2 separate regions of the Homo sapiens genome follow, and region 1 is linked to region 2. A link is a loop called in an ENCODE intact Hi-C map of the cell type or tissue named here. Cell type or tissue: heart right ventricle. All regions are shown on one strand.

Region 1 (8,000 bases), 490 kb before region 2:
CAGCCAGCCTGCTCCTGGGAGGGAGGCCGAGGAGGCTGCCTGAGGCTGGGGCGCTGGGGCACTCTCTGCCTCAGCTGTGCAGCTGCAGCTCTGGGCCATCTCTGTCTATTCTCAGACACTCCTAAGCTGTCCCAGAATGCCAGGGCACATAGGCTGCCAAATTGCCCAGGTGGGTCCAATAGTAGTTGATAATGTGGTGCTTGGGAAGGGACCTTTCCTGTCCCCACACGGTGAGGGGCAGGGCTTCTGCTGGGGCAAGAGACCTGAGACTGGAAGCTGAAGTGGGAAGGGCAGAGAGAAGACCCATTAGGGGCAAACAACCCTCAGGGGACACTGGTAGCTTTGCACAGTGTCAGACTGTACTTGTAGATATTGGGGGAAAGAGTAAAATAACTATGATCTGAGAGTGATACTCAGGAACTCTGATGTAAACGTGAGGTGATGATACTCACACCCTGGAGATGGGGCATCTGCTTCTCTTTCTATTTTCCTACTTTTTTTCTGCTGTTTATTCATATTGTTTTGCAAAATAATTATTCTGCATCCAAAAGTCCATGAGACAGCAACTTCTATTTCTTTATGCAAATACGTCAATACCTCTCTGGGAAAAATAAATAAAATAAAAGGTTCTGAGTATTGGGAACCATGCTCTGAAAAGTATCCCAATGATATGATAGGAACAGCATGAGTACCCTGCAGTGACAGCTGATTCACATGGGGGACTCACAGGCATCTCATTTTAAAAATGAACTGACTCTTCTGTAGACCCTGCAGCCTACCCACAACTTGGTGTCCTCACCTCCATCCCTGTCCCCGTGCTGTTGAGCTTGTTCCCTCCAGGTTCAGGGTGGCTGTCTGGTCCAGTCTGACCAAGCCCCCTTCTAGAATAGGCACTGGAATTTGAGAGATTACAGAAATGAGCTTGGGACCTTTAGACTTTTCACCAGATGGAAAATTTGCAAACATGTTTTTCTCTATAACCAGGTTGAGTGATCACACTGTCATTACTAGACTGCCAACTTCATCAAAATATTAATAATTGTCTTAAAAAGCTGATGAAACCAGAATAGTCTGAAAATAGGGATGGAAGATGATTCTCATGGAAAAGAGAAGGCTGAGTGGTCTGAGTGGTTACAATGTGAGCTCCAGTCTTAGAGAGTCCAGGAACTAGAGAGAGACACGGAATGTACACTGATGGAATCGAGAAAATGTCGCAAGTGAATGCAAAGACTAACCCAGAGAGGTTACTTGAGGACCTGCCTTTTCTCCCATAATATGTGCTATGATTCAGTCAAACTAAGCCACAAGATATTCCTTTAATTATCCTGTGCATTCCTCTCTTTGCTCAAATGTTCCCTTTTCCAGGAATAAAATTCCCACAGTACCATTAACCTCCAACATTTCTTGAGGAATTTCTTTGTGACAATGTACTGAAGGCTTGTGCGTCACATCAACTATCTCATTTAATCCTCGTAACCACGTTATGAAGTAGGTGTTAACATGAGCTCTGTCTTGCAGCTGCAGAAATTATGACGTAAAAGCTTAAGTAACTTGCCCAAGGTTAGGTTGGTAATAAGAGGCAGAGCTGGGGTTCCATCTTAGGCAGCCTATTCCTAGATGGTACATCTTTAACATCTATGTGCACCAGTAGAGAGAATGCTGCTGTTCTAAGGATCCTTGAAGGACCAGCTTGAATTCATGAGACTTTCTTCCCCCAGGATAAAGCGCTCCCTTGTTGGTGTCCCCACAGTCCAGGCTGGTGCTGATGCCGTCCTGCCGTCCTGCATCAGAGCCACTCATGCCCGTGTGCGCACTCTTTGTCGGGGTCTGACACCGTTGCATCGTATATCACCTGTGTTGTCATGGTCAGTGCTCAACAAATGCCCCTACTGATTCAAGTATATGAGCAAGTCAAATAAAAAAATAATATGGCCGGGCGCGGTGGCTCAAGCCTGTAATTCCAGCACTTTGTTAGGCCGAGGCGGGCGGATCACAAGGTCAGGAGATTGAGACCTTCCTGGCTAACACGGTGAAACCCTGTCTCTACTAAAAATACAAAAAATTAGCCGGACATGTTGGCGGGCGCCTGTAGTCCCGGTTACTTGGGAGGCTGAGGCAGGAGAATGGCCTGAACCCAGGAGGCAGAGCTTGCAGTGAGCTGAGATCGTGCCACTGCACTCCAGCCTGAGCGACAGAGTGAGACTCCATCTCAAAATAAATAAATAAATAAATAAATAATGTAATAATTTATTAGGCCTCTGCTGTAATAATTTATTAGGCTTCTGCATAAATTATTGCATTTTATCCATACAACATTTATGATTCTTATTTTTCAATGAGGAACCAGACTTAGGAAGATTAATAACTTGCCTGAAGTCACAGAGGTAGAGGGGCAGCGTAAAGATTCAGTTGCCAATTTGTCAGATTCCAAAGCTCTTTTACTGCACCATCTCGCCTTCCAAGCGTGGGAGAGTGGGGAGGGAATTATGTGTCAGTGTTGGGTGAGAATGGCTTGGTAGAACTTGGAGGTGAGCTTCTCATGAACAGGGCTTCCTGGGACCTCTTATCCTGTCTTACATGAGTCACCCCAAATTATTAGAAATCAAAGCATCAGTTGAGGAAAACCACACCAGCCCCCAGAAAGCTAATTGAGCCCCGTAGTCTCAAAGCAAGTCTAGTCACTGCTCTTGAAAAATGCAATTTAGCCATTCCTCCTTACTCCTTACAGCTGATCTCAAACACATGAAATATCATATGTAATTAGAGTCCATGAACATTCGTGTCACTTTGCACAATTAAAACTGTGTTCTGCTATTCCTGGGAAACATATTTTTAGTTTAAGCTGGGGTGTAATGAGATCTCTAAAAATAACACCGTGAAAGGTGAGGCTAAGTGTAGGGGTTGAGTTCACCCCAGTGCCGAGGCTATAAAACATTATTCATGGTCCATTTAAAGCTCTTGAGCCCTGGGCCAACTTTTTTGCTCAGACAGAAGTTTGGTTCATCCTATTTGGACCCAACTCACTTTCCATTGAAATGGCGGTGGCCTGAGTGAGAGGGACTTAGACTAGGCCATTAGAGGAATTTTACAGCAGCTGAGGCAGCTCAGGGCCACTTTCTCTCCGAGGGGCTCTGGTTACACTCAGGCTGAAAGGCTTGGATATCGAGTGTTGAGACCACCCCACAGCTCGCCAGCTTGCTGCCCTCTGGCATGATGGCTCCTTTCAGAATCAAGCTCCCCAGGTTTTGGCAAGCCTATGGCTACAGAAATAACAAATGATCTCCCAGCTTGGCAGTGGGAGGGTTCTGGCATGCCTGTAACCTCAGACACAGAATATGGCACCCAATAGCGTGCGGAAATGGTGATACAAGGCTCGTAACAGATGTGAGAAACTTCAAGATTTCAATAATTCAGGGCTTTGGAGGGGATATGATTTTCTTGGACAGAAAAGTGCCGTATTAAATGCACCACCCACAGTACTTTAAACGCACATACACACTCTCACACCACATGGAACACATCCGCGTGTGTGCCCATTGCCAGGGCTTCTGCTCCCTTGCTTAAGGTAGACCTGACATCAGCAGCAGATGGTCATTATCAAGTTTCTTATCTCATCCTTGTTGCCCCAAAACATAATTTCTCCTGCCCTTGGGGCTGTGCTAATGAGGCTGATGTTACAGGCTGGATTCTGTGGATACTCTAGTTGATTTCACTCTCTTTCCTGATCATGAATGTTGTTTGCTTCCTTGTTCTTCTGGTTCATCTGTTTATTTACATTCAGCTTCCACCAAATACAGATTTGGGGTGAGGTCAGAGATTCCATTCTATTTGCTGATTTATAAATTAATTTCTTTCTTTCGTTCTTTCTTTCTTTCTTTCTTTCTTTCTTTCTTTCTTTCTTTCTTTCTCTCTCTCTCTTTCTTTCTTCTTTCTTTCGTGTGTGTGTGTGTGTGTGTGTGTGTTTGTTAGCTTGTTTTTGATACAGGGTCTCACTCTGTCACCCAGGCTGGAGTGCAGTGGTGCAAACATGGCTCACTGCAGCTTCTGCCTCCTGGGCTCAAGCAACCCTCCTATCTCAGTCTCCTGAGTAGCTAGGACTACAGGTACATGCCACTATGCCTTGCTAATTTTTGTCTTTGTTGTTGTTGTTGTTGTTGTTTTGCCATGTTGCCCAGGCTGGTCTCGAACTCCTGGGCTCAAGCAATCCACCCACCTTGGCCTCCCACAGTGCTGGCCTTACAGGCGTGAGCCACTGTGCCTGGCCACAAATATCATCTTTCTTTAAGTGTAAACATGGTCCAGTACAAGCTAGTCCACTACAGGGAGAAGTGCCCAGACCCAAGTCTTTGTCGTTGATGCTAGCAGGGTTATTTTGGGGAGGTTAGCAGCAGAGACTGAACTAATCCTAATTCTGTGTATGCAGTCTCAGGCCAAAGGACAATACTGAGGACAGACTCTGTGACCTTTGTCATGCACAGGGCACGTGACCACACTTACAGTGCCTTGTTCAGAGGCAGGCAAGAGCCATTTTAAATTTTTGTTGTAACTTGAGTAAATGTAAAAAATTATTGTTATCATTATTATTTTGCTGTGCTAAGAGAATTGGGTAGTCCTTCTTGGAACTGAAGTGACCGACCACATATTTGGAAATGTGTGACTATTTGCTTCATCTTTCATTCCTAGGCTAAAATAGACTGTCTTCCCTTCCCTACCTAATTAGAGAAGTCATTCCCTAGTCACTGAATCCTTGACTTTAAAGGCAGCAGAGCATTTTTAGATGATCAAGTACATCTTCACCAATTTTATAATTGAGATCAAAACCCTGGTTGGAGAAATGACTTACTCAACATCTCCTGAGATTCAGTTCAGATTTGGAGATACTTAAAGACACAAGTTAACATTTCTTGAACCTTTCCTTTCAATTCCATCAAATAAGACCTGCCCTATATAGACTTTCAGTAGTTTATCTCTAGTGGTTTTTTTTTTTTTGTACCCCTTTCCTCCCTGGACAGCTCACTGAGTATACTCTACTCTCTTTCTTTCTCAACAGGCCCTTATCTAAAACAGTTATTAGGAAAGGACCAGACAAATGTACTCACATTCTGGCACAAATGACTGATCATAGTTGCTTCCTAATTTGTGTGTCTCATGGGGATTAGATTGTACTGAAAAGTGTTAAAATCTAGTGACAGAATTCACGGCAGCCTCAGGCCAATGGTAGGCATTTTGGGGAGGCGGTGGCTAAAATTACACCATGGCTTGGAAATTAGAAGGTCTGACTTAGACCTGTTGAAGACTTGTGGGATGCAAGATCTGGTAGAGGCCGTTAACTCGTGCAGTTTGCTAATAGGTGAGGAAAGTGAAATCCAGGGGAAGGAAACTGAAGTTTTCCCATGGGCAAGCAGCTGGTTAGTTAAGGGCAGGGCAGAGATGGGTCTCTAGGATTTACATTTAAAAAGTGGGCTTAACAAAATGATTTACCATTTGGCTGTTCATTTATTCATTCTTTTAAGAAATATATTTTTGTATGCCTACTCTATGTCCAGCAGGGTTTGGCATTAAATGATGAACAAAGAGACACTGGTCATGCCCTGTTGGGGCTTATAATCAATGGGGTGGTGACACAGAGGAAGAAAGACACACTCACCAGAAATAGATAATTACAAATTGTGATAAGCCCCTGTCTTGCTGAACTTATCACCAACATTTGACACAGTTGATTAGTCCCTCCCTCTTGAGATGCTTTATTTAGCTCTTGTGACACCACTCTCTTGATTTTCCTCCCACAGAGCAGGCTTCTCCTTGTCCTGCTTTTTAGCTGTTTCATTCTCATATCCTTAGCTTCTAAATATTGGAATGCCCCAGAAGCCACCCCAGTCTTCTCCTGTGAACTCCTAATTTGTATATCAAGCTGTATACTTGACTTCTCTACTAGGCTGTCTAACAGATACATGTTACATAACACATTCAGAATCACACTCCTCTTTTCCCATTCTCATCTCCAACCTTCTCCTCCCCCAGCCTGTTCATCTTAGGAAATATAAATGTACTCTTTCAGTGACTCATATCAAAATCTTGGAGTCATCTTTGATTATTTTCTTTCTCTGATACTCCATTTCCAGTACATATCTATAAGTCCTGTAGCTCTTACCTTCAAAATAGATCCAGAACACAACCATTTGTCAACCACTTTATAACCTCTATCACTCTGGTCCAAGATATCATCACTTCTCACCAGGAGTATTGGAAAAACCTGACTAATCTTCCTCTATTTGCACCAGCCTGAGTGGCCCCTTCCAAATGTTAGTTGGATTATTTTGCTGAAAACACTCATCTCACTCAGAATAGAAGCTCAAGTCCTGGCAGTGGCTGGCAAGACCCTACGAGACCCAGACCCCTGCCATCTGTTTCCAACTCCCATCACTCCCTCCCTCCCTCACTGGTCTTCCCGCTTTTCCTCAACCCTGTGGAGTCCACTTAGGCTCAGGGTCTTCTCGCTCACTGCTTCTTCCACAAACGCCCACACAGCTTGTTCCCACTCTCCCTGAAGGTCTCTGCTCATCCATTATGCTCTCAGTGTGGCCTTTTGAGTCCTCCCGTGAAATGACATTCCACCCAGGAATGCCCATCTCGCCTCGCTTTATTTGCTTTATTTTTCTTAGCACATTTCATCATGTAACATTGTCTGTATTTATTGGTTTGTTTCTTCCTTGTCTGCCTTACTCCCAGCCAGAATGTAGACTCCAGATACGCAGGAATTTTTGTCTGCTTCCTTCTCCTTGTGCCTAGAACAGTGCTCAGTAAATATTTGTTAAATGAATGAATGAACTGAAGCTGAGATCTGAAAAGTCTCAGTTAAAAGGCTAGTGGGAGCTGTCTGTAGAGAACCACCCCAGCAGAAATTACTATAGGTATAAAGAAAATAAGGGATAAAGCTGGGCCCTGAGAACCTAAAAAGAAGGGAGACAAATGGCCTGAAAGGAAGCAGAAGTTGGCAGAGACCGGCTTGTGCGGAATCTTGGAGCCATGATGGGGACTTTGGGTTTGAGCCTGGGTGAGAAGGAAGGCTATAGACAGGCTTTAAGCAGGGAGTCCTTTTAATGTGGAAGTTCCCATAGGTGCAACATCACAGTTCTTGACCTCAAGAAAATCAATGTCTATGAGGGGAGCCCACACAAACACACAGTTAACAGCATGAAGTGCCTGGCTGACCTGGGAATATATCCCTCTTCCTTGAGGGCGAGGAGAGGAATCAGAAATATTTTCTAGAGGTTTTAATATTTTCAAAGACATTATGTAAGAAAACAGTTTTAGGCTCATTGCAAAATTGTGAAGGTGGTTCAGAGAATTCTCATATACCTGCTTCCCCTACACATGCACAGTTCCCCTATTATCAACATCCTCCATGAGAATGGTGCATTTGTTACAAGTGATGAACCTACATTGATTCATCATTATTACCCAAAGTCCATAGCTTACACTGGGGTTCACGCTTGGTGTTGTACTATTTGGTGGGTTTAGACAAATGTATAATGGCATGTGTCTACCTTTATAGTATCATACAGAGTAGTTTCACTGTCCTAAGATTCCTCTGTGCTCTGCCTATTCATCCCTCCCTCCCCTATTGGCTGCCACTTATCTTTTACTGTCCCCGTAGTTTTCCCTTTTTGAGATTGTCATATAGGTGGACTCACATAATATATAATCCGTTTAGATTGACTTCTTTCATTTAGTAATATGCACTTAAATTTTCTCCATGTCTTTTCATGGCTTGAGAGCTCATTTCCTTTTAGCACTGAATAATATTCCATTTTTCTCCTATACCACAATTTATTTACTTATTCACCTGCAGAAATGGCATCTTAGTTGCTTCCAAGTTTTGTCAGTTATGAATAAAACTGTTATAAGCATCCATGTGCAGGTCCAACTTATGGGTGAATATAAGTTTTCATCTCCTTGGGGTAAATACTAAGGAGCATTATTGCTGGATCGTACAGTAA
Region 2 (8,000 bases):
TAATAAATCATCTTCTATAGAAGCAGAAGCTTCAATAGAAGCAGCCTTCTATCGTGCTGATGACCTGGCCTCCCTCTACAAATCTCTTATTTGTCCTGGTTTTAGGGACAAAATGCCCTTCTGGTCTTTACATATGGGTTTACAGAATAGATGCACATCTATAAATAAGCCAACTATTTTATGTAACTTCTCCCTCAACTTGCTTCTTGGAGATAAGTGGATTATAACTCTTTTTGCAGAACTTTGGATAAATACCAAGGAAGAGGGGACATTTCAAAGCATATATTTTAAGAGCTTTTCAGTTAAATAAGATAGCAAAGAAGATTTCATTTCCTCATCAAAGAAGCTGCTCCTGTATACCTAGTGTTATTATAAATCAGAATGAACACACATTGTTACCTAGAATTACACAAGCCATGTAAACATGTCAGCTATCTCTGCATTTCTGTAATGCTTCTAATATTTAGAACATTTTCATGATCTACAACTTAAGGAGCTGACTTCTCTACACTTAATTTTATTTCTGGAAAAGCAAGCATGGCTTAGATTTAGACTAATCATAAACTGAAGGCTTAAGAAGAATATAATTTTTATCTCTGTATGAGGATAGAAGAATCTACTGTATGTGTTTCTTGGGGAATTAGGGGGCGGCTACAAATGTGTTTGAATGAACTATCTCAAAAGCAATCAGAGAGCAGCACATAAGTAAGTGTGCCACAATAAGAGTAAGAAGCAAAAGTAAGGAGAGTTGGGAGCTTCGGTTCCTGGGTTTTGTCACCATCCACCGTCTTCACTCCTTTCTGTCATTTCTTTTAGCTTTTGGGTTGAATGTCAGTTATCTAGGATATCTTCCCTAACTAACCCTGCCCCATGGTGATTGCTCTCTTCCACTTCTGTTTAGGACTTATTAAAGCTTTGGTACTGGATTGTCACATACTTGTTCAATGGATATTTTTCCACCAGTTGTTTTGGCTAGTTAATGGTGGTGACTGTTTTGGAGTGGTGGTAATGATGATGTTTTTCTGATCAATGAGAATTTAGGAGAAAACAACCCCAAAACTCCTTGTGAGTAGGAACCTTGTGGCCTATTTCTCTTGCCACTCTTTTCTTTTCTCTTCATCATCCTTCATGTTTAATATTTAATAGGTATAAAACAAGGAACAGGTCACTGGGTAAACACATTACCTGCCAGGAATATGTTCCAAAATCTTTCTCTAAGTCTTTGCTACTCAATGAGTGGTCTGTGGACCAATAACATGGACATTACCTAAGGAGCTTCTTAAATCTGCAGGATCTGAGGCCCCACCCCAGGACCGAACTAAAAGTTATATTATTAGGAAATTCCTGGGTGATTCATATGCACATTACAATTGGGGAAGCACTGGTTTAAAAGACACTCATCTTTCATCTCCACTTCTAGCACCTACTTAAATATACCACTTCATTGATGATTACCCATAGTATCTTGAATTATTACACAACTTTTCATCACTGTGGGCTTTGTAAACTCATGCAGAACTTAGTGTATTTCATACACTTTATGCTGTTGTGGGCCATTCCATACTGCTTCATGTATGCTCATCTTATATCCTCAAGCTGACTGTAAGTTCCTTGAAAGCAGTTTTTATTTTTTGTGTCTCTGAATCTTGTTGGTGCTATGTCCATTGCAATACTCACTAATTATTAATAGCTAATATTTGAGAACTATGTGTTAGATATTTTATGATGTACTTCCATGCATTATCTCATTGGATACTCAAAATAACTCTGTACAGTTGTTACTGTTCTTTCTTCATAGTATAATGATAAAATAGTGCTTTAGGGAAGGTAGTATATCTTTGAGCTGGGACTCAAATCCATGTCCATTTGACTCAGGAGCCTGACCTTTTAGCCACTGTGTGGTACTGCTCACAGAATGTTGGTAAGGAAACAAAACTATGCTTCTGGAGGTGAACAAATATGTTTTGTGTTAACCTGATACATTGGAAACAAGAGCTGCTTTCTTCTGGCCTAGATGTTATCCTGATAAAAATAGCTCTGAAATAAGGAAAAGCAATCTTTCTCCTCTACCATCTCCACAGTCTTTTCCACATCCCTCTTGTCTCAAGCTTCTCTCTCTTTCTGTATGTATTAACCCTCTTCTCCCATCTTCTCTCTCTTTTCAGTGAAGACCCTCGTCCACGTCCAATCCTTGCTAGATGGTCTTATCAGTGGTCCTCCTGATGTCTCAGCCCTCTGAGGAAAGCATCTGGACCTGGCCTGGCCGAGGGGCACTGCATGAGGAGCTTTTTCAGGTCACAGGCTGTCTGGGCTTTCTCCGCCTGAGTGGATGTGTTTGCAAAGTGGATGAGTGACCTTTCATTCCTGGACACCCAGAGGGCCAATCAGTCTGTTCTTGCTCCACTGAGAAAACTGAATAAAGTGCTTGCCACTTGAAATGAGAGTAAGGCATAAATAACTATAAAAATAAGCAAGCCCCAACCCCCTCAAAGCTCAAACACAGTTGAAGCACTTTGTGTTTTAAGGCACCCTGAGTCTGGCAGATGAAGAAGCCTTTTCTCGTGTTTCCTCCTGCAATGTGAAAAATCACTTCACTGGAAAAGATCTCTGCCAGGCCAGAAAGCCTGTGCACCCCAGCCGCATGCTGCACCCCCGTCATGTTCTCTTCTCTCAGAAGTGCTGGGACCATCGTTTCCACTCGGGTGGCTGGCAGGATGCTTATGTAATCATCACCTGCCAGGAGCCACTGATATACACACTTGTCCTGGACAACCATGCTACCCTGACAGACGTGATTGTGAGGCCACAGGACAGCTTTGTCAGAATAGATCCTGTAGGAAACACAAACTCCAAAATGAGAAAGACAATGATCTTGGAGAACTCCCAATGGGAGAGGCTGTTCTTTGGGGGCTCTGCCACCCAGCAGTCCCCCCAAGTAAGCGCTAATGCTGCAGCAAAGTGTAAGCAACCACTACTTTTGCATTTAAAGGCTAGTAAGTCAGACCCTGTATATATGACCATAATAAACAATTTCTGTAATTTTGGTAACTTTGCATCAGATAATCTTCCTTAAATCTGCTTGAGAAGTAATTAGAATTAGGAATCGGGGAATCTAGATGGACCACGCAGCTCTGGAATTCACTATCTTTTCAGCCTTGGGTAGATCACTGCCTTTACCTTTCTGAGAGTTTCCATGTCCTCATATGGCAGGTTGGAGTCGTTTCACTGGCTTCTTGGGCAGCTTTAAATGCTAACATTTTTGAATTCCAGTGATTCCCAACTTCAGGCTACTGCTTCTCAAGCCCATTTTGTCCACCCCGTCCTCAGGAGAGAAAGAAAAGACTACAGTCTATAGCTTATATCACAACCTTCCTTCTGCATCTGCCTACACATACGAATTCACCAGTGACAACTAAATACATACAGTTAGCAACCTTTGCAAGCTTACTGGGCCCAAGTCAAGGTATTTATTCAAAACCTCATATAGGTCCATGTAATCGTTCATTCACATTGGGCTATATCACTCCCCTCTTGTGAATAAGGAAGGAAATTAATTTTAAAATAATAATAAAACCTTTCAGGAAGAAATTGACTTTGTACTCCAGCCACTGACCTAAGTGTTGAAATTCAATTAAATTGGAAAAGATCACAATTAAGATGCAATTTAATTATTTTTCATTTTATGTAAATGAGATTCCCGATCACAATGAATTAGAAATCTTAGTTTAAGCAGTTCATCAGTTGCCTATCTAAGTACGGTTTTGTTACTTCTTTGCTAAATTCCTAATCTCACAAGCCAAATGGAAGAAATGTTTCTGGAAATTTAAAGACTAAAATAATCATGCCACCCAACTTTTTCCAAGAATGCCTTAGGTAGATTGCTATACCAATTGTTTTCTAACTTGGAGCTAATTTTATTTCAAAGTTTACATGCAGCCAACAGAACTTCCTAAAAAAAAGACCACTCTTATTTAAATGCCTGGGAGAGTTCTAAAGTGATATAAAAGACATTTCTACATCTTATAGAAATTAATCCTTGTAGAAGTCTGCCCTCATGTAGCCCATTTTATGCTCTATGAAACATATATTTTTATCAACAACTCAAGACAAAGAAGCAGTAGTCATTATTTCTATAGAAAAAAAGATTAATTTGCAAATATCTATTGAGAATTCCATTTAGAATTAGTGAATTTATTTAAAAGCAAAATCACAAAGACCTGGTGATCTATTACTGCTGTTGCCATCAGAATGTTGGATAACAAACCACCCCAAATCTTAGTGGCTTTCAATAACAAGCCTTTATTCTCAGACTCATAGGTTTGCAGGTGTATTGTGCTTCAGCTGATGGAGGTTGAATGTGGCCAGTTAGCCCTGCTTCATGCTTCAGCCATGCTGTAGGCATGGCTCCAGGCTGGAGACTAGGTCCGGTGTGTTCCATATGTATTTATGTGTGCGGAAGCTGAAGGTGCAGTAGCCACCAGGCCATGTCCTTCTCGTGGCAAATCGCCTAAAAACACAGGTCAAAACAAACTGCATAAGCACATTTCAGGTCTCTGCTAATATTCCATTGGTCAAAGCAAGTCACACAGATGGTCCAAGATGGGTCCAAGGATGGGAAAATAAACTCTATCCTTAGTAGGAAGGGAGAGAATTTTCACTAAACAAACCTAAACTATTTTAAACATCTTTAGCTCAGATGTTTAAAAGCCCAAATATAAGAGCTTGTATATCTCTGATTCTAGTAGGACACTTTTTCTATTTTGTACTGTGTTTATTAAAAATCAGTAGTATATAATGATATTTAAGTAAAGTAACTACTTCTCCAGCAGTTTCTTTTCATTTAGGGCTTTCTTCTTAAAGCTGTTTGCTTCATTTTCTAGTGGATATGGTTAATATTTTAATAAGGAATAGGTAAGTGGAATATTTATTTCAACTCAGTGTTAGGCTTAGTTACAGATATCCCAAGATGGCTGTGAGATCTCTAATCAGCTTGGTGTCAAAAACTCTTGTACATGATTTTTCTTATCTATGAATGACTTTTTTTTTTTCATCAGGGAAGTAAGCATTTTACTCTTTTAGGATTGGAGGGATCATTTGCTGAATACACTTATTTTCTTCTCTGATTGTTCTGTTCTCTTTCCCTTTGCTCTTTGGACACCCTCCCCACAAAACATCAGCGGAAAGAAAGCTTACAATCATATATCAGCAACAGAAAAAATCAGCACAACAAGCCCGACTCCAGGCTGCATGTTTGGCTTTACCTAACTTCCTTTTTTTTGTTGTTGTTTTGAGACAGACTCTCGCTCTGTCGCCCAGGCTGGAGTGCAATGACATGATCTTGGCTCACTGCAATGTCTGCCTCCCAGGTTCAAGTGATTTTCATGCCTCAGCCTCCCTAGTAGCTGGGATTACAGGTGTGCGCCACCACGCCTGGGTAATTTTTGTATTTTTAGTAGAGACAGATTTCACCATGTTGGCCAGGATGGTCTTGATCTCTTGACCTCATGATCCGCCAGCCTCGGCCTCCCAAAGTACTGGGATTACAGGCATGAGCCACTCTCCTCGTCCTCTAACTTCCTTTGGAAGAGAAAATGTTCTTTTGCCTAATGGGAATACAGTTGTTTGCTGACTATTTCTGTTTACTAGGTCCTGTAGAGCAGTTTCTCAATCTTGGCACTAATGACATTTTGGGCCAGATAACTCTTTTTCGTCAGGGGCTATCTATGCGTTGTAGAGTGCTGTGCGGCATCCCTGGCCCCTGCTCACTACATCCAGTAACACCCTCAGTTGTGACAAGCAAACATGGCTTCAGTCATTGACAAATGCCCCTTGGGATAAAAACTGTCCCTGAACCACACTTTATTTAAGTTCAGGGGTACATGTGCAGGTTTGTTATATTGGTAAACTTGTGTCATGAGGGTTTATTGTATAGATTATTTCATCACCCAGGTATTAAGCCTAGTACCCATTAGATATTCTTCCTGATTCTCTCCCTCCACCCTCCAAAAGGCCACAGTGTGTGTTGTTCCCCTCTGTGTGTCCATGTGTTCTCATTATTTAGTTCCCACTTATAAATGAGAACATGAGGCATTTGGCTTTCTGCTCCTGCATTAGTTTGTTAAGGATAATGGCCTCCAGCTCCATCCATGTCCCTGTGAAGGACATGATCTTACTCTTTTTTTATGCTGCAGAGTATTCCATGGTGTATATGTATCATATTTTCTTTATCCAGTCTATCATTGATGGGCATTTAGGTTGATTCAATGTCTTTGCTGTTGTGAATAGTGCTGCAGTGAACACACATGGGGCACTTTCAATTAACAACAGGAACCTAACTAAACCCAACTAAAGGATATTATAATATAAATTATTTTTAACTGAAATGTATTTCTTCTCATTAAACAGTTTTGGAATATATATAAAGGATAATCCTGCCACCCAGGAGGACTCCTGAAATTGATTATTCTAAGTCATGGTCGCTCATGAGACAGTTACACCCACTCTGTGCCAGGCATGTTCTGTGTGCTTTATGTACTCAGTTAATCCTTCTAATCATATGAGCTAGCTACTATTAATATTATCATTTTACTTGTAAGAAAACTGAGACATAGAGGGGGTAGGTAACAGAGCTGAGGCCCCTCAGCAAGAAGGATTGGAGCTAGGACTAGGGCTGATGTGTTTCCGGAAGGAGGCCCTGCCCTCTGCATTCCACTGGGTCACATGTGGTGTGAGAGTTTAAGATTCTCCTTGGAACCTTTGGCACATTCTGTATACAAACAATTGCAGAGAGGAGTTGAATAAGGCTCCCTTTGGAAGGAAGCATAGTGATATTCTATCTGGTAGAATCTGCCACATCTTACCTTAATATTCCCACTTTAAGCACCAGCCTGGGACACCTGGTGCCATTTCCCAAAGGGTCACTGTGTAGGCAAAGTAAAGAGATGCCCCAAGAAAGTGATTTGAGGAATTCCAAATCCTTTGTGAACTAAAATATCTACTCCTGTCCTACCATAAGGACCGAACCTCTTACCCATTACAACTATGTGTCTTCAAGAGTACCCATGATTGGACTGGGGTAGTGGTGTGTGCTGAGGGATGGCTGCTTGCCTGGAAGATGATGAGTGTGCTGCTCTTTATGGTGGTGAGAGACAGAACTAGCTGGATTTCCTAGGCCGACTAAGAATCCCTAAGCCTAACTGGGAAGGTGACCACTTCCACCTTTAAACACGGGGCTTGCAACTTAGCTCACATCCGACCAGTCAGATAGTAAAGAGAGCTCACTAAAATGCTAATTAGGCAAAAACAGGAGGTAAAGAAATAGCCGATCATCTATTGCCTGAGAGCACAGCAGGAGGGAAAATGATCGGGATATAAACCCAGGCATTCGAGCCAGCAAAGGCTACCCCTTTTGGGTCCCCTCCCTTTGTATCGGAGCTCCGTTTTCACTCTATTAAATCTTGCAACTGCACTCTCTTTTGGTCTGTGCTTGTTACTGCTCAAGCTGAGCTTTCGCTCGCTGTCCACCACTGCTGTTTGCCGCTGTCACAGACCCGCCACTGACTTCCATCCCTCCAGATCAGGCAGGGTGTCTGCTGCGCTCCTGATCCAGTGAGTCGCCTATGCCACTCCCTATTCAGCTAAAGGCTTGCCCTTCCTGCACGGCTAAGTGCCCAGGTTCATCCTAATCAAACTGAACACTAGTCACTGGGTTCCACCGTTCTCTTCCGTGACCCGCAGCTTCTAATAGAGCTATAACACTCACCGCATGGCCCAAGATTCCATTCTTTGGAATCTGTCAGGCCAAGAACCCCAGGTCAGAGAACACGAGGCTTGCCACCATCTTGGAAGTGGCCCTCCACCATTTTGGAAGCGGCCCGCCACCATCTTGGGAGCTCTGGGAGCAAGGACCCCCGGTAACAGTGGCACAAAGCAAGCATCATCACTAGGCCCCTCCGCAACCTGGTGGTGTCCATCTGCATCATGTTCATCAACAAAAGGAT

What was found. A loop is a pair of places that touch in the nucleus more often than their neighbours do. Peaks named below come from ENCODE experiments on the same cell type or tissue, not always from the same donor. Only the 100,000 strongest peaks of a DNase experiment are listed, where the experiment ranks them.
Region 1: a loop joins it to region 2, with 2.8 times the contacts of the local background. A loop is called at or near these places in 2 of 110 quality-filtered maps.

What each region holds. Positions count from the first base shown.
Region 1 is chr1:222,035,641-222,043,640 of GRCh38, reverse strand. LINC01705 (long intergenic non-protein coding RNA 1705) reads left to right here. Exons shown (of 3, transcript XR_001738485.2): 3 at 1,719-1,937. Among named protein-coding and RNA genes, the nearest start is that of LINC01705, 20 kb to the left of the region's middle. In heart right ventricle, no CTCF peak of the experiment used is centred here; a DNase peak (open chromatin) is centred at 3,280; H3K27ac peaks cover 2,400 bases.
Region 2 is chr1:221,550,594-221,558,593 of GRCh38, reverse strand. It overlaps LOC107985462 (a long non-coding RNA gene), which reads right to left. Exons shown (of 2, transcript XR_001737823.1): 2 at 4,280-4,507. LOC105372937 (a long non-coding RNA gene) reads left to right here. Exons shown (of 3, transcript XR_922623.3): 3 at 2,166-3,048. It also overlaps the pseudogene LOC100132179. Among named protein-coding and RNA genes, the nearest start is that of DUSP10, 190 kb to the left of the region's middle. RefSeq lists an enhancer at 2,750-3,250. In heart right ventricle, no CTCF peak of the experiment used is centred here; no DNase peak of the experiment used is centred here.